Regions from separate parts of the Homo sapiens genome. Here region 2 is linked to region 1. The links are chromatin loops, found by intact Hi-C in ENCODE. Cell type or tissue: dorsolateral prefrontal cortex. All regions are shown on one strand. Links, peaks and the distances in the headings refer to the core of each region. The heading gives the core; the rest is flanking DNA.

Region 1 (9,656 bases), core at 800-8,799:
GTGCTTGTGTGCAGACACTACTACATAAGAGCTCCCGTGAGACCGTCCCCGAGTGGAGGAGAGCAGAGGGGCCCTGAAGGAATCAGCAGCAGCCTGGGAGAGGCCAGGCCAGCTCAGAGGAGATGGTGTCGGGGGCAGCATCTTGAAGGATTAGGAGGTGGCTGAGTGGAGGGCCATCAAGAGTGAGGACCATGTCAGAGGCTCTGGGAGGCAGAATAGGCCCTGCCCTGCAGGCACTCAGGCCAGTGGGATGCTCGGGTACTTGGATTGTGAATGCCTCGTGGGGGCTGGTGGCAAAGCAGGCAGGCCACGACCAGGTCACAGGAGCCTGGTTTGCACTCTGTGGTCAACAGATTTCTTCTAATTTTTAGTTATGGAAAATTTGTAGGATATGCCAAAGTAGACGGAAGAATGTAGTGAACCCCACATGCTGCCACCGCACACACCAGTTGCTGTGTGACCCATGACTGCCCTTGGTCTGCCCCTCTCTGGAAACAAGAATGACTTTGAATCCAGGAAGGGAGGCTGGTCAAATGTGAATAACAATGAACAGCCCAAATGTAACCTTTGCTCCTCCTGGAGGGCACTCACTGCATGCCCAGTGTTCAGTTTGTTAGTCTGGTTCATGGAATCCTCCCAGCAGCCCTCTGCAGAGGTGTTTGGGTTAAAGTCCCTTCAACAGATATTGGTGGGTGGCTCCAAGGCTGCAAAACCCCCACGGCCAGTCCTGCCCTCCGCGCCCTGACAGTATCCCCACCATGCCCTGCCCTGTGTGGCTCTGAAGAAATCCCCCAGTGACCTGAATTCCATGAAGCCGGGTGTATGGCTGGGGGTGGATCAGTCAAGAGTTTGGTCCTGGAATGATCGGGTGGCACTTTGTAATTTCACTTCAATTTCAGAGTAACCACTGAGTCTCCCCGCTTTGCCTTGCCTTTCAGTGGGAAGTTGGTGTCTCCAAAGTGGAAGAATTTCAAGGGCCTGAAGCTACAGTGGAGAGACAAGATCCGGCTCAATAATGCCATCTGGCGGGCCTGGTACATGCAGTGTAAGTGCCGCCCAGCCTGGGCGCCGGTGGTGGTCAGAACTTCACGGCCTGGAGGCCTGGGCACCCAGGGACCAGAGTCTGCTCCTGGGACCTGGTGTTTCTAACAGAAGTTCAGTCTGTGCAGACAGGAAACCCAAGCCATCAGGCCCAGCAGAGGGGTGGCATCTGAAGAGTCAGGGAGCAGGTCTAGGAAGACTCAGGCATGGGCCTTCTCTCTCCAGCCCGAGTGTCATGGATCCGGTAGCTTCTCCGGGAGATGAGTGTGCTAGGGCAGGCTTGTGTTGGGCTGGTCTTTCTCTGAGAAGCCACACTGCCTCTCTGACTGAGGCGTTCGTTATTGACAGATTCCTCTCCTTTCACCTGGACTCCTTTATTTCCCTGAAATCTCCTTTTCCTAGGGAAGGAGAAGGAAAGGGTACCTGGGAATGTGGTCTGCCCTAGGGGAGGGGTGCAGCAGACAGGCTGGGGCTCCCTCAGGGGTCTGGATCATGGTGCTGACTCTCACCCTCTCTCTGCTCAGATCTGGAGAAGCGCAAGAATCCTGTGTGCCACTTTGTGACACCCCTGGACGGCTCTGTGGACGTAGACGAGCACCGCCGGCCGGAGGTACTTGGCAGTGACCAAGGGTGGCTGAGAGTGGAAACATACCAGCACCTCACCGGGAGTGGCTCACCGCGGGCTGGTCCTGTAGGAGAGGCTGCCGAGGGTAGTGCAGCGCCTGCCCTGCGCCATCCATGCCCTGGGGGCCAGGCCTGGGAGCTGGTGGCCTCTGGCAACCCCAGGCTGCAGAGCCTCCCCCTTCTCAGAGGGACTGGCCCAGGGACTGAGGGGGTTAATATCTTTCTGTTAATTTTTAAAGTGTGTGTCTATGTGTGATTATACATGCACAGGAAGTGTCTAGAGGAATATATAGAAGTGTCTTTATTAAGAGACTTCAGGAACCTCTGGGGAGTAGGATTAGGGCTGCCAGATGAGGGGGAGATGCTTTCTTCACTGCATACTCTTCTGTGTGGCTTTAATTTTGTCTAGGCATGTCTCACTGTTAACGATAAAGGGGGAATTTAGAAGGTAAGCTAATGAAAGACAGTTTTGAGACAGGTATAATCTGGTATTAGACAGTATCAAGGGATATCATTTTGTTGGGTATGGCAATATTGTAATCAGTTCTTTTTAACAGAAAAGCATCTTTGCTGTCGAGGACACACACACAGTGTTTGTAGGTGAGGTGATTTGGGCCTTGAGATCAGAAAGTGAGGCAACCCCAGGCATTGGGGCTCCTTATCTCTGGAGCTCGAAGGCTGTCATGCAAGGCATCCACACTGGCATCACGCGAAGGTTGGATGAGAGGCCCCTGGAGGGCACATTCCACCTGAAACTTCCTGGAATTGGCTGTTCATTTTTGCCCTTTGAATGTGGCAGAGGCTGTGGGGAAGGGGCATTTATGGGGGGGCTTGGGAATTGCTGCAGCGTTCCCCTGCTTCTTCCTCTGTGGAGCATTCTGCTCTCACCCTGTCCTCCTGGACAGAGCCTCAGGACCGTGCCCCCAAGGCCTTTGGCTACCTTAGGTCTTGAAATGACAGCGCATTGTTAGCTAGAGGGTCTGCTATAGCATGGAAGAAGTGGGACGTACTTTCTGAGTGATGTGGTAGCCACTGTGGGGTTTCCCGCTGGATTGCCTAAGGCCTGATTATAGTGCCGGATACTCAGTACACCAGTTGAGCTTTGCTAATCAAGCAGAGCCCCCTCTTCACTCTGCTCTCTGTCCCTGTCCTAGGCCATCACCACGGAAGGGAAGTACTGGAAGAGCCGCATCGAGATTGTGATCCGGGAGTATCACAAGTGGAGAACCTACTTCAAGAAAAGGGTATCTGGCTGGAGTGTTCAGGCAGCCCGCCTAGGGAGGGAGTGGGCAGAGTCCCTGGTTCAGGGCCCTGGCCGAGGCGGTAGGCTCCACAGCCGCCCCACCTGAACGTGGAGCGTCAAGCAGTAAATCTGGGGCCCAGCGTGCCAGACTAGCCTGGGCAATGGCCTGCCTCGGTCAGGTTGTCTTTGCTCTCAGTTTCCCCATCTGTGCACTGGGTGGAAGTCTCCTTTGTGCAGGCATCGGCCTGGGGATGGTGTGAGCAGGACCCCTACCTGCCTCCCTGAGAGTTCTGTATATTCTAGAGCCCTTGGGCCCTCCTAGGGCCATTGGTGACCGCCGTGTCCTGTCCCTTTGCCCACAGCTACAGCAGCACAAGGATGAGGACCTCTCCAGCCTGGTCCAGGTGGGTGAGCCTGGGAGCTCTGAGGACCCCCACTTTGACATGAGACAGCAGGGACTTCGGTGGCCCACCAGGGAGCCCTGCAAAAGGCGGCAGGCCATGGGCCCTCCCTGGAGTCTCAGGAATGGCTCAAGAAGCAGTCCAGCTCTCTCTCCTGGGTGGGCTGGAGGGAGCCGCTCTCCAAATGCCTCCACCCTGCTGCCTCACTTCCACTGAGCACCCCTTTGACGAATTTCCCCAGGTGACAGGCGTGGGAATTCTTCGTCCCACTGTTACTCTTTGATGCTTCCTCCCCTGTGTTGGTGTTGTGTTAGGACGATGACATGCTGTATTGGCACAAGCACGGGGATGGATGGAAGACCCCCGTCCCCATGGAGGAGGATCCCCTGCTGGACACAGACATGCTCATGTCGGAATTCAGCGACACCCTCTTCTCCACACTTTCTTCACACCAGCCGGTGGCCTGGCCCAATCCCCGGGAAATAGGTAACCCAAACCAGGGCCTTGGGCTTTGAACAGCCAGCCGCTTCCTTCTCTGCCAGGCCCCCTCTGGGCCAGGGTTCCTTCAGGGCCATCTCTGAGCTGCTGCACGTCACGGTTGGGGGCAGGCAGTAAGGAAGGGAAGGATGGCTGGCCTCATTTGACATCCAGGCCGCACGTACCGAGTGGGTGGGGTCTGCAGAGTGGGCCCACTGGGCAGCTGCCATTCCCGTAGTGCCATGGTGGGAGGACAGCAGCAGGGTCTAGTCTGAGTCATTGGCACATTTCAGATACCGTTCTCTTCACGGGGTACGTGTGCCGTGCCTAAGCCGAGGCGGCCGGGCCGTGACTCATGCTAAAGAAAATCAGAAGCACTCCCGGGTGTGACCGCTCACCTTGGTGGCATTCAGTCTTCCAGTTAACCTCTCAGGGAAGAGCCCAAAGATTGAAAATTAGAACAGTGTTCGGGGAGGTCTCTGTTCTCTCTTGAGCTCTTTACAGCTTCCTGGGGTGTCCATTCCCTGATACTCAATTTTACCTTCCTGGCAAAAACTTACTTTCCTGCCTTTTGAGGGTGCGGAATGGCCACAAACCCTGAGAAGGTAGAAATCCCAGCCAGCTCCTTGGAAGACTCTGGGATGTGAGCAGGGCCAGGAAGTTCTGTTCCAGGCCTTTTTTACGTTCCTGCAACATTGTCTGAGAAGACAAAATGGTTCCTCTCTCTGTGATTCTTGCAGCACATCTGGGAAATGCAGACATGATCCAGCCGGGACTGATTCCTTTGCAGCCTAACCTGGACTTCATGGACACCTTTGAGCCTTTCCAGGGTGAGGACCAGAGGCAGAGAGAGCACGGTTGCCTCCATCTCCCCCAGCCCAGCACAGAGCAGATCGCTGCCTTCCTTTAAGAGGCGAGACTTGGTAGAATGGGCAAGGGGGCGAGCAAAGAATTTTTTTTTAAACTGAACTGTTTTTTGTAGTAACTGCAAGGTCTGGGAAGTTTTTCTGGGACATTGTTCAGCAAGGAAATTGGCTCTGGATTTAGCCGTGACTGTAAGCAGTTCTCCCTCGAAGCAGCAGAGGGCACTGATGACACAGCCAGCTCCCTACCAAGGCCCTGCAGTTAGATGGGTCCTTGAGCACCTGCCATTGTGACAGCAGCAGAAACGTCAGGCCTGGGAGTGTTTCAGAGCCCAGGATAGTTGCCAACATGTGTGGTTCCAACCAGAGCCCCCTTTCTACAGAAAAAAAGGTGTCTCAGGGTAATACCCTCTGTCCATGGCATCCCCCTGGGCCATGTGGGGTTTAGGGGTTTAGTCCTTGATTTGTTTGAGTCTTTTTTTTTTTTTTTTTTTTTTTTTAGAGACAGGGTCTTGCACTGTCACCCAGGCTAGAGTGCAGTGGTTCAATCATGGTTCACTGCAGCCCTGAACTCCTGGGCTCAAGCGATCCTCCCACCTCAGCCTCCTGAGTACCTGGGACTACAGGCACACACCACCACACCCAGTTCATTTCTTCATTTTTTTGTAAAGACGGGGGTCTGCTATGTTGCCCAGGTGATCCTCCTGCCTCTGCTTCCCAAAGTGCTGGGATTACAGGTGTAAGCCATCACACCCAGCCTGTTTTAGTCTTTGTTATTTTGAGACAGAGCCTTGCTCTGTAGCCCACGCTGGAGTGCAGTGGCAAGAACACGGCTCACTGCACCCTCAACCTCCCTCCTGGACTTAAGCGATCCTTCCGCTTCAGCCTCCTGTGTAGTTGGGACCACTGGTGGCACCAACCAGGCATGGTGGTTGTGGTTGGCACCTTTTTTTTTTTTTTTTTTTTTTTTTTTTTGAGACGGGAATCTCGCTCTGTCATCAGGCTGGAGTGCAGTGGTGCGATCTTAGCTCACTGCAACCCCTGCCTCCTGGGTTCAAGCCATTCTCCTGCCTCAGCCTCCTGAGTAGCTGGGACTACAGGCATGTGCCACTACACCCAGCTAATTTTTGTATTTTTAGTAGAGATGGAGTTTCACCATGTTAGCCAGGATGGTCTTGATCTCTTGACCTCATGATCTGCCTACCTCGGCCTCCCAAAGTGCTGGGATTACAGGCATGAGCCACCGTGCCTGGCCCTGTTTGAGTCTTGATTCCAGCAAATGCTGGGCACACTGAGCTCAGAAGACCCCTGCTGTTGTTTTTCAGACCTCTTCTCTTCTAGCCGCTCCATTTTTGGCTCCATGCTACCTGCATCTGCCTCAGCACCTGTACCAGATCCCAACAACCCACCTGCACAGGTAGAGGAAGCTGGGGGATGGGTGGGGGAAGGGGCTGGCAGGCACAGGGCTGCTCATCAAAGGTTTGCTGCCAGAGCAAGGCTAATGGCATAGCCACACAGTCACCAGCAAAGCGCCAAGCAGTGCTAGACCAGCACTAATGTGCAGAGGCACGATTCCATCCCTCTTTTACAGCATCCTTCAGCACCCATGGGGTGGGAGACTCTTGGTCCAGGTGTGCTTCTGCCTGAGTGCCAGGTAACCTATGTGCAGCTAGCTCTGCTCCGACTAATTAACACAGAATTAGCTAGACAGAGAAGAAAAACATGGATTACTAATAAAAATAACTTCTGTATATTTCTTTCACGTTTTACTAAGCAATCCAAAAAGTTGCTTACAGGTGCTTGGGGCTACAGAGCTGAGTGAGGTACCATTCTTTGTCCTTACGGAGCCCTCATGCTTATGCCCATGACCAGTTAGACACTGGTAACCTGGCACCATCTTCAAACGGGCTCCGGGAAGAATTGCTACTGCAGAGACTGGGATCTGAACCATTGATTCCTCGTAGCTTTTCTTATTTAGGAAGAGGTGGCCTGATGACCAGTTGACACGTGAAATTGTCCTCGGGGATTCCCGAGCAGCTGCAATCCAGGCTGCCTCTGCTCAGTAATAGAAGATGGCAGAGACTTTGGGGAGACTCTGCTGGACTCCAGAAACAAGATATTCCCAGGCTGCTAGCCAGCTGTGTGAGGGCCGTTGCCTTATCTGAGCTCTGAGTTATTTAGTTTTTAATGGAAACAAGACCCCCGCAGACACGCAGGGAAACACAAATCCCTATCAGATCAGCAGCCATGGACGTGGAGACGTGGCCTTTGTCCCTCTGTCCCAGCGCCCGGCCTGTGTAGTTGGACTTGGCAGTGTGCAGCGCTAGAAAGGAATTGTCTGACCCCAGCATTGCTTCCTGGCTCCTTTCTTCCTTTTTCAGGAGAGCATCCTGCCGACCACAGCCCTCCCCACTGTGAGCCTTCCTGACAGCCTCATCGCGCCCCCTACCGCCCCATCCCTGGCTCACATGGATGAGCAGGGCTGTGAACACACCTCCCGGACTGAGGACCCGTTTATCCAGCCCACGGACTTCGGTCCCTCAGAGCCGCCACTGAGTGTCCCGCAGCCCTTCCTCCCTGTCTTCACCATGCCCCTGCTGTCTCCCAGCCCCGCCCCACCGCCCATCTCCCCCGTGTTACCATTAGTTCCTCCTCCTGCCACTGCCCTGAACCCCCCGGCTCCACCCACCTTCCATCAGCCACAGAAGTTTGCTGGAGTCAACAAAGCGCCGTCTGTCATCACCCACACGGCCTCTGCCACCCTCACCCACGATGCCCCCGCCACCACCTTTAGCCAGAGTCAGGGCCTTGTGATCACCACCCATCACCCTGCCCCGTCAGCGGCCCCTTGTGGGCTGGCACTGTCTCCTGTCACCCGGCCTCCCCAGCCACGGTTAACTTTTGTGCACCCCAAACCTGTATCCTTGACTGGGGGCAGGCCTAAGCAGCCCCACAAAATAGTGCCTGCTCCCAAACCAGAGCCCGTGTCCTTGGTGTTGAAGAATGCCCGTATCGCCCCAGGTGAGCCAGGCGGGGAGACTCAGTGCGGGGCTCCCCCCGACCCAGAGGGATGTTTTCCCATCCCAAAGGCTTTCAAACTTGTGACCACCACCACCACCCTGGTGTGCACGTGCATGCGCACACACATACACTTAAATGAAACAAAAGTGTCATGAAATAATACATGGCCATGATCTAGTCCGTTTTCTATGCTCTATCTTTTTTGTTTTTTTGTTTGGTTTTTTTTTTTTTGAGACAGTCTCTGTTGCCCAGGCTGGAGTGCAGTGGCATAATCTCGGCTCACTGCAACCGCCCCCTCCCGGGTTCAAGCGATTCTCCTTCGTCAGCCTCCCGAGTAGTTGGGATTACAGGTGTGCGCCACTATACTCGGCTAATTTTTGTTTGTTTGTTTGTTTTTTGAGATGGAGTCTCACTCTGTCGCCTAGCTGGAGTGCAGTGGTGTGATCTCGGCTCACTGCAACCTCCGCCTCCTGGGTTCAAGTGATTCTCCTGCCTCAGCCTCCCGAGTTAGCTGGGATTACAGGCGCCCATCACTACACCCAGCTAATTTTTTGTATTTTTAGTAGAGATGGGGTTTCACCATGTTGGCCAGGCTGGTCTCGAACTCCTGATCTCAGGCGATCTGCCCACCTTGGCCTCCCAAAGTGCTGGGATTACAGGTGTGAGCCCCCACACCCAGTCTCTATTCTCTTTTTTTTTTTTTTGAGACGGAGTTTCACTGTTATTGCCCAGGCTGGAGTGAGATGACATGATCTTGGCTCACTGCAACCTCTGCCTCCCGGGTTCAAGTGATTCTCCTGCCTCATCCTCCTGAGTAGCTGAGATTACAGGCATGTGCCACCACACCTGGCTAATTTTGTATCTTCAGTAGAGATGGGGTTTCACCACATTGGCCAGGCTGGTCTCGAACTCCTGACCTCTGGTGATCCACCTGCCTCGGCCTCCCAAGGTGCTGGGATTACAGATGTGAGCCATTGCACCCAGCCTCTCTATCTTTTTTTTAAAGTTAGTCACAACCTACAGTGTGAAAACATGGTCCTGGCCATCTCTTTCCTGGGTCTATAACATGTCTCCTTCAAGAAGTCACACAAATGGTTTTAGGTGCCTTGGTGGCTTTGTCTTCCTGTCCCCTGGGGTTGAGAACAAGCTGTCTCACTGGCAGAGAGGCAGCCTCTGCAGGGTGGGCCAGGCCCTGTGGCCCAGGGCTGCACCTGAACATCCTCCTTATCCTGGCAGCTGCCTTTTCAGGCCAACCACAAGCGGTGATCATGACGTCAGGGCCTCTGAAGAGAGAAGGGATGTTGGCCTCCACCGTGTCCCAGTCCAACGTGGTCATTGCGCCTGCTGCCATCGCCAGGGTGAGGAGGGCCCTAGGCAGACCTGCAGTGTCCTTCTCACCCCGGAGCACTCTGATCTTGGGCGGCCCTCACCTGAGACGACTGGTGTGCCGCCCTGCTGTATATCAGCAGTCAGGGGTGACCTGTCTCCCATGTCACTGCAGGCTCCTGGGGTCCCGGAGTTCCACAGCAGCATCCTGGTGACAGATCTCGGCCATGGCACGAGCAGCCCGCCTGCCCCCGTCTCCCGGCTCTTCCCAAGCACAGCGCAAGACCCCCTGGGGAAGGGCGAGCAGGTCCCGCTGCATGGGGGCAGCCCCCAGGTCACTGTCACAGGGCCCAGTGAGTGTTCACTCGGCGGGATGGTTGGGGCATCGCAAGGGAAGTAACTGGGCCTGCCGTAGACCATGGGGGGTGCTTGCTGGGTCCCCAGGACGGAGCCTGGGCTTAGGACACACAGTGAGGTCTTGTAGGCCTGCTGATAACACAGTCTGGGAACACGCTCTGTGGGTGGCAGGATGAAATGTGGTGGCACTGGCAGGGCAAAAAGTAGTGAACATGTGGCAGTGTAGGTGACCCGTGTGCTCGGGGAGTCCCTGCTGACTGCCCACGAAGGCCTGGTACTGAGCTGCTGATCTCACCCAGAGAA
Region 2 (8,000 bases), core at 1-8,000, 230 kb after region 1:
AACAAACAAACAAAAAAACACGTTGGGCATGGTAGGCCACTCCTATAATCCCAGCAATTTGGGAGGTGGAGGCAGGAGGATCGCTTGAGGCCAGGAGTTTGAGACCAGCTGGGGCAACATAGTGAGACCCAGTCCTTATATTTAAAAAAAAAAAAAAAAATCTATCATCACTACCCTGGTGAATTCAAGCAGACAGCCACCAGAAATGCCTTAGAGACATAGCAAGTTTAAAAATGCATCTTTGCACTTTGGGAGGGCAAGGTGGGAGAATGGCTTAAAGCCAGGAGTTTAAGAGCGGCCTGAGCAACATGACGAGACCTCATCTCCACCAAAAAATTAAGAAATTAGCCAGGTGTGGCAGCGTGCACCCGTGTCAACTACTTGGGCAGCTGAGGTGGGAGGATTGCTTGAGCCCAGGTAGTCAAGGCTGCAGTGAGTTATGATCGTATGACTGCACTCCAGGCTGCACAACTGAGTGAGACCTTGTCTCAAAAAGAAAAAATAAAATAAGCCACCTGTAATCCTAGCATTTTGTGAAGCTAAGGTGGACAGACTGCTTGAGTTCAGTTTGAGACCAGCCTGGTCAATATGGCAAAACCCCATCTCTACAAAAATTAGCCAGGCATGTTGGCATGTGCCTGTGTCCTAGCTACTTGGGAAGCTGGGGTAGGAGGATCACTTGAGCCAGGGATGTCACAGCTGCAGTGAGCCATGATCACACCAGTGCACTCCAGCCTGAGTGACAGAGTGAGACCCTGTCTCAAAAGATAATAAATAATGTTTTCTTTTTTTTTTTTGAGACGGAGTCTTGCTCTGTCACCCAGACTGGAGTGCAGTGGCGCGATCTCGGCTCACTGCCACCTCTGCCACCCGGGTTCAAGCAATTCTCCTGCCTCAGCCTCCCAAGTAGCTGGGATTACAGGCGCCCGCCAACAGGCCTGGCTAATTTTTGTATTTTTAGTAGAGACGGGGTTTCACCATGTTGGTCACGTTGGTCTCGAACTTCTGACCTCAAGTGATCCACCCGCCTCAGCCTCCCAAAGTGCTGGGATTACAGGCGTGAGTCACTGCGCCCAATCAGGCCATGTCTAAATGATTCCAAACTTATTGAAAAAAGTCAAATCAAAGCAGACGCTCTTCACACAGTATGGCAGAGTTCACCTTCTGCTGGACACATAGTCATTCCTTTGGTTCTAAGGGTTGATACCAACATGATTATTAATAGGAAATTTTCTTCTGAGGTCATTGAAAATGAAAAGGCTGCTGGGCGCGGTGGCTCACACCTGTAATCCCAGCACTTTGGGAGGCTGAGGCAGATGGATCTCCTGAGCTCAGGAGTTCGAGACCAGCCTAGGCAACATGGTGAAACTCCATCTCTACTAAAATACAAAAAATTAGCCAGGCGTGGTGGCACATTCCTGTGGTCCCAGCTACTTGGGAGGCTGAGGCAGGAGAATTGCTTGAACCTGGGAGGCAGAGGTTGTAGTGAGCTGAGATTGCACCACTGCACTGCAGCCTGGGCAACAGAGCTAGACTCTGTCTCAAAAACAAAAAAAAAGGGGGAAAGGCCACACTTGCACCAGGAAACAGTCTGGGGTCACCTTTTCTCCTCTTCAAGCTGGTTGAGAAGCTCCACCTTCTCCCTGTCAGCAGCTTCCACCATTGTTCGCAGCTGGTCCATTTTGGCTTCCAATTCCAGGACATGCTGGGGAAGGCAAGAATGTCGGTAAATGGACTATTTCTGACCCAGATACAGACCCAGTGATACTTCTCCAAAGAGCTGTGGGTCACCATGGTGGGTGGGCGTTACTCTAAAACCTTATGTTAAAAAGCTTTCTCTATTTTAATAGGTTATTCTCAACAGCTTTCCTGGAAGATAGATGATGAAAGTGATAAAGAACAATGTTAAAACACCTCTCATCTTTTTTGAAGCTGAAACACATATTAAGAGTAATCCACAAACAGCAGCTATAATCAATCATTGGTAAGGCCCTAGTAACCAAGCTGGCCTAACACAGACAGGCCAAAAGACCCGGACACAAAGACCAAACACTAAGGTCGAATCAAGAACAAAACTTCATCTCTGTGATCATGGAAACTGGCACCCCAGACTGTAGCTTTCAAACAAGCACAGCAAAGAAATGTACACCCATTTCTTGTGCTCTCAAGTCTAGCTCCTCGGTGCCAAGCACCGGGCATGCTTCTCGGCTCCTCAGTGGCTTTAGAAACCATCACCATCTCCGCAACAAGGTCCAGACTTCACCTGGTCATGTCCGTCCCGGGCCAGAGCTAGCTCCTGCTCTATCTCCCCCACGTGGCTCGTGGCCTTGGCCACCTCCGCCCTCTCCAGATCCCGTTCCGCCAGCAGCTGCTCAATGTGCTGCTGCTTCTCCTTCAGGGCCTCCTGGAGGGCAGTGGTACCGGAGATCTTCCTGGCGTAACGGGAGGAGGTTTCAGTCAACTGTAAAGGAAAGTTAGAGAAATGAAGGGCGATGATGCTGTCAGAAAAGCGAGGGAGGCGCGATGCATGCATGGCGGGCATCTGCTCGGCAAAGCAAGGGCGCTGCTCCAGCTGGCAGGCTGGCCAGGATTAGGAAAGGCTTCCTCAAAAACACAAGACAGTGTGTGCCTTCTGTCTATAAATCTCACAAAGAATACATCAACGTAAAGAGATCAGCCAGGTGCGGTGGCTCATGCCTGTAATCCTAGCACTTCAGGAGGCCAAGGCGGGTGGATCACTTGAGGCCAGGAGTTTGAGACCTGGCCAAGATGATGAGACCCCATCTCTACTAAAAATACAAAAATTAGCTGGAGTGCAGTGGTGCGATCTCAGCTGACTGCAACCTCCACCTCCTGGATTCAAGTGATTCTCCTGCTTCAGCCTCCCAAGTAGCTGGGATCACAGGCGTGCACCACTACCGCCCAGCTAATTTTTATATTTTTAGTAGAGACGGGGTTTTGCCATGTTCGCCAGGCTGTTCTCGAACTCTAAAGTGCTAAGGTTACAGGTGTGAGCCACCGCGCCAAAGGCCATCTGCTCAGCCACTGCTGGCTCCAGATCAAGTCAGCCTTGACTTCATCTTCTGCAGTCAGAGCTGCTGCAGCTGTCGCCTGAAAGCTCTTCTCTTCATCGGTTTCCCTAGGCCCTTACTGCAAGATGCACAGGATGCAGACTTACAGCGAGGATCTTTCCTCAATTAATAACTCGGCAACTTGAGAACTACAAAAGAATCAACCTTTTGTTCTTGAAATTACTTAAACATACCAGGAAGAAACTCCTGTTGTCTTTTTTAACCATTTGACCTTGACCTTCCAATTTCATTATATAGCTAAATTATACCTTCTCTTGCTAATATTTCTTCCTGAATACATTAAATGTGTGGTTCCCAAACCATGTGCAGAGATGCCCCAGGGTGCTGAGCAAACTCACCAGTGCACTGTAGGATGTTTTAAAATTTCAAGAGAAACACAGCGACATCTGCTGGACTCTGTGCAAACTACTAGTTTGAGGCAATTCAGTCTCATTAGATTGTCCTACAGTCCTTTCAATAACATCATGTACTTTCAAAGCTGGGTTTTGGCTATTCCCATGACGAAAATGAAAGTATGATGCAAAAATCAACATGCACAGGAAATGAGGTTGGTGATGAGAAATCAGATTCCAAGGCTTGACTAGATGTGTAGAGCCCAACAGCAGCGCACACAGTAACATGAAGTCATTCTGGTTATTAAAGAATGAATTGGGTCCCTCTCCCTCTCTCCCTCTCCCTCTCTCCCTCTCCCTCTCCCCACGGTCTCCCTCTCCCTCTCTTTCCATGGTCTCCCTCTGATGCCGAGCCGAAGCTGGACTGTACTGCTGCCATCTCGGCTCACTGCAGCCTCCCTGCCTGATTCTCCTGCCTCAGCCTGCCGAGTGCCTGCGATTGCAGGCGCGCGCCGCCACGCCTGACTGGTTTTCGTATTTTTTTGGTGGAGACGGGGTTTCGCTGTGTTGGCCGGGCTGGTCTCCAGCTCCTAACTGCGAGTGATCCGCCAGCCTCGGCCTCCCGAGGTGCCGAGATTGCAGACGGAGTCTGGTTCACTCAGTGCTCAATGGTACCCAGGCTGGAGTGCAGTAGCGTGATCTCGGCTCGCTACAACCTCCACCTCCCAGCCGCCTGCCTTGGCCTCCCAAAGTGCCGAGACTGCAGCCTCTGCCCAGCCGCCACCCCGTCTGGGAAGTGAGGAGCCCCTCTGCCTGGCTGCCCAGTCTGGAAAGTGAGGAGCGTCTCTGCCCGGCCGCCATCTCATCTAGAAGTGAGGAGCGCCTCTTCCCGGCCGCCGTCCCATCTAGGAAGTGAGGAGCGTCTCTGCCCGGCCGCCCATCGTCTGAGATGTGGGGAGCGCCTCTGCCCCGCTGCCCCATCTGGGATGTGAGGAGCGCCTCTACCTGGCCGCGACCCTGTCTGGGAGGTGAGGAGCGTCTCTGCCCGGCCGCCCCGTCTGAGAAGAGAGGAGACCCTCCGCCTGGCAACCGCCCCGTCTGAGAAGTGAGGAGCCCCTCCGCCCGGCAGCCGCCCTGTCTGAGAAGTGAAGAGCCCCTCCGCCCGGCAGCCACCCCGTCTGGGAAGTGAGGAGCGTCTCCGCCCGGCAGCCACCCCATCCAGGAGGGAGGTGGGGGGGGTCAGCCCGCCACCCGGCCAGCCGCCCCGTCCGGGAGGGAGGTGGGGGGGGTCAGCCCCCCCCGCCCGGCCAGCCGCCCCGTCCGGAAGGTGAGGGGCGCCTCTGCCCGGCCACCCCTACTGGGAAGTGAGGAGCCCCTCTGCCCGGCCAGCCGCCCCGTCCGGGAGGGAGATGGGGGGGTCAGTCCCCTGCCCAGCCAGCCGCCCCGTCCGGGAGGTGAGGGGCGCCTCTGCCCGGCCGCCCCTACTGGGAAGTGAGGAGCCCCTCTGCCCGGCTAGCCGCCCCATCCGGGAGGGAGGTGGGGGGGGTCAGCCCCCCGCCCGGCCAGCCGCCCCGCCTGGGAGGTGAGGGGCGCCTCTGCTCGGCCGCCCCTACTGGGAAGTGAGGAGCCCCTCTGCCCGGCCACCACCCCGTCTGGGAGGTGTACCCAACAGCTCATTGAGAACGGGCCATGATGACAATGGCGGTTTTGTGGAATAGAAAGGGGGGAAAGGTGGGGAAAAGATTGAGAAATCGAATGGTTGCCATGTCTGTGTAGAAAGAGGTAGACATGGGAGACTTTTCATTTTGCTCTGTACTAAGAAAAATTCTTCTGCCTTGGGATCCTGTTGATCTGTGACCTTACCCCCAACCCTGTGCTCTCTGAAACATGTGCTGTGTCCACTCAGGGTTAAATGGATTAAGGGCGGTGCAAGATGTGCTTTGTTAAACAGATGCTTGAAGGCAGCATGCTCGTTAAGAGTCATCACCACTCCCTAATCTCAAGTACCCAGGGACACAAACACTGCGGAAGGCCGCAGGGTCCTCTGCCTAGGAAAACCAGAGACCTTTGTTTACTTGTTTATCTGCTGACCTTCCCTCCACTATTGTCCTATGACCCTGCCAAATCCCCCTCTGCGAGAAACACCCAAGAATGAACAATTAAAAAAAAAAAAAGAAAAAAGAAAAAAAAAACCACTTGTTGAAATATTGAGTTAGATATGGAAGGGGGCAGTATGGCATAATGACTTAAGGTCCAGTTTCTGTATACAAGTCTTAGCTCCATCACTTCTTAGCTATTTTACCTTCAGTGAGCTACCTGACTTCAGTTGAGCCTCAGTTTTCTCATCTGTAAATTGGGTATATATTTCATAGGATTGTTTGATAAAATGTAAGATAAAATGAGATAACTTTGTAAAATGCTTATTACATTGTCTGGCACATGGTATTTCCTCAATAAATAGTTGACTTTAAAAAAAAAAAAAAAAAAGAATGAATTGGCCAGGTGTGGTGGCTCACGCCTCATGCCTGTAATCCCAGCACTTTGGGAAGCAGAGGCGGGCAGATCACCTGAGGTCAGGTGTTCGAGACTGGCCTGGCCAACATGGTGAAACCTCGTCTCTACTAAAAATACAAAAATTAGCCGGGCATGGTGGCGTGTGCCTATAATCCCAGCTACTTGGGAGGCTGAGGCAGGAAAATCGCTTGAACCCGGGAGACAAGAGGTTGCAGTGCGCTGAGATCGTGCCACTGCACTCTAACCTGGGCAACAGCAAGACTCCATCTCAAAAAAATAAAAAATAAAAATAAAAACAAATAAAGAATGAATTAAATTTTTTTCAATTTTTGTTTTTCTAAAACAGAAATACATTTCTGAGCAAAGTAACTGAAATGACACTTTCAATTTCTCTATCTTTGTCATACTATTTTATGGTGATTTTTGGCTTAGAAACCATAAAGACACAAAAATAAGCTGTCTCACAGGTACAGAAACTCACGTCTCTTTTGTCAATTTTCACTGAATGAGGTGAGCTAAGAGGTACAAGAACTGGTCCAAAAAGTAAGAGGAGAGATTGGCGGGAGCAGGGAGAGCTTGCTATTTCCCAAAGAAATGGACACAATTAAAAGGTAATAAAAATTACTCAAGAAAGAATTCCTAATCCAGAATAGACCCTCCCATGGAATTGTTCCTAGAACAGCAAAGGAGGCAAGCTGTCCCTATCAGAGTTTCTGACCCACATTAAACAAAGCTCTGTCTGAACACAGGGGTTTGGGGCTCTTCTCCATTTCATTGTTCTTGTCATGCTTTTCTCATAAAAGTAATTTTTCTGTTGAAGATGCAGGCTTCCTCTTTATGCGCAAATGGAAATGCTCTGAGCAGTACTTATTCTACCTGAACATAGAGGAAGGAAGCCTAGATGGCTGGCAGAGGAGCACAGCCCCACGTGAAGATTTCAGCACCTGTCCCTTCTCTGCCCGACGACAATGGAAGAGCAGGCACCGTGAGATCCTGGGCTAACCACCTCCTCCCCGCAGCACAACGCAACATCCTAGCTCCTGGTCTGCGGTTCCCCACCACCCAGCGGAGACCTGAACTCAGTCTGAGGAAAGTCTGATGCCGCCATTTCTAACTTAAACAGTATTTGCCCCACTTCTAGGTAATAAACTTATGGGCAGGGCTTTGACCCTAATAAAATAACACCTTAATAAACAGAATGAGGTGTTGCCTATTTTAATGCTAGTGATTCTATTTTTACTGCTCTAAACAGGAAAAAGAGGGAGAGAGGGAAAGGGACCAGGAGAAGAAGAGGAAAGAAGAGAGTAATCAAAACAGGCTTTCCTAGTATCCTCTTCCAGCTCCAAGAGTTCCCTTTAGTGTCCTCTGGCTCAAGTCAGGGACACTTCACACACTAACTGCTTCCAGTAGGTCAGGTTGTATTAACATTAAAATCCTATTAACACACCTTTTCTCAAAACACTTCACTTCCTAAAATTATTTGAAGTCAAAGAGAAAGAGAGGCTGGGAGCAGTGGCTCACGCCTGTAAATCCCAACACTTTGGAAGTCCAGGGCAAGAGGATCGCTTGAGCCTAAGAATTCGAGACCAGCCTGGGCAACACAGTGGGTCCCTCTCTCTACAAAAAAAAAAAAAAAAAAAAAATTAAATTAACCAGGCGTGGTGGTGTGCACCAGTAGTCCCAACTACTGGGGAGGCTGAGGCAGCAGGACTGCTTGAGCCTGGGACGTTGAGGCTGGGTGACAAAGTGAGACCCTGACTCAAAAGAAAAAATAAAAAAAAGAGAGAGAGGGAGAGACAGATCTATGGACTTGAAGAAAAGGATCTCTCCAATGTTCCTATCATTTTGTCCTAAAATAATTTCATAGAAAATAATTTGACCCCTGTGTTAGACTAGGCAGTAGTTATACAGATTCACCAAGAACACATGCATTTTTAAGCTTTTAAGAATCTGAAAGGGACTATTAAAAGCACTTTCTGATTTCAAAAAACGCATTCTTGCTGGAGTTACATTTTTCAAAACTTACTTGCAAAGACTTTCACAGCAAAAGCTGTGAGCAACA

Evidence for each region. A loop is a pair of places that touch in the nucleus more often than their neighbours do. Peaks named below come from ENCODE experiments on the same cell type or tissue, not always from the same donor. Only the 100,000 strongest peaks of a DNase experiment are listed, where the experiment ranks them.
Region 2: it touches region 1 in a loop (16-fold over the local background); 9 of 110 quality-filtered maps call a loop at or near these places.

The regions. Positions count from the first base shown.
Region 1 is chr12:122,126,318-122,135,973 of GRCh38, forward strand. It overlaps MLXIP (MLX interacting protein), which reads left to right. Exons shown (of 17, transcript NM_014938.6): 2 at 939-1,045; 3 at 1,566-1,651; 4 at 2,820-2,909; 5 at 3,271-3,312; 6 at 3,624-3,795; 7 at 4,527-4,616; 8 at 5,975-6,066; 9 at 7,031-7,670; 10 at 8,907-9,028; 11 at 9,172-9,349. Among named protein-coding and RNA genes, the nearest start is that of IL31, 43 kb to the right of the region's middle. RefSeq lists enhancers at 220-732, 733-1,243, 3,170-4,369. In dorsolateral prefrontal cortex, for the core only: CTCF peaks have their summits at 1,039 (motif pointing left), 4,852 (motif pointing right) and 6,993; DNase peaks (open chromatin) are centred at 1,034 and 4,894; H3K27ac peaks cover 1,044 bases.
Region 2 is chr12:122,352,852-122,360,851 of GRCh38, forward strand. It overlaps CLIP1 (CAP-Gly domain containing linker protein 1), which reads right to left. Exons shown (of 26, transcript NM_001247997.2): 6 at 2,264-2,461; 7 at 1,602-1,705. Among named protein-coding and RNA genes, the nearest start is that of CLIP1-AS1, 39 kb to the right of the region's middle. In dorsolateral prefrontal cortex, for the core only: a CTCF peak has its summit at 3,487 (motif pointing left); DNase peaks (open chromatin) are centred at 2,560 and 3,450; H3K27ac peaks cover 2,572 bases.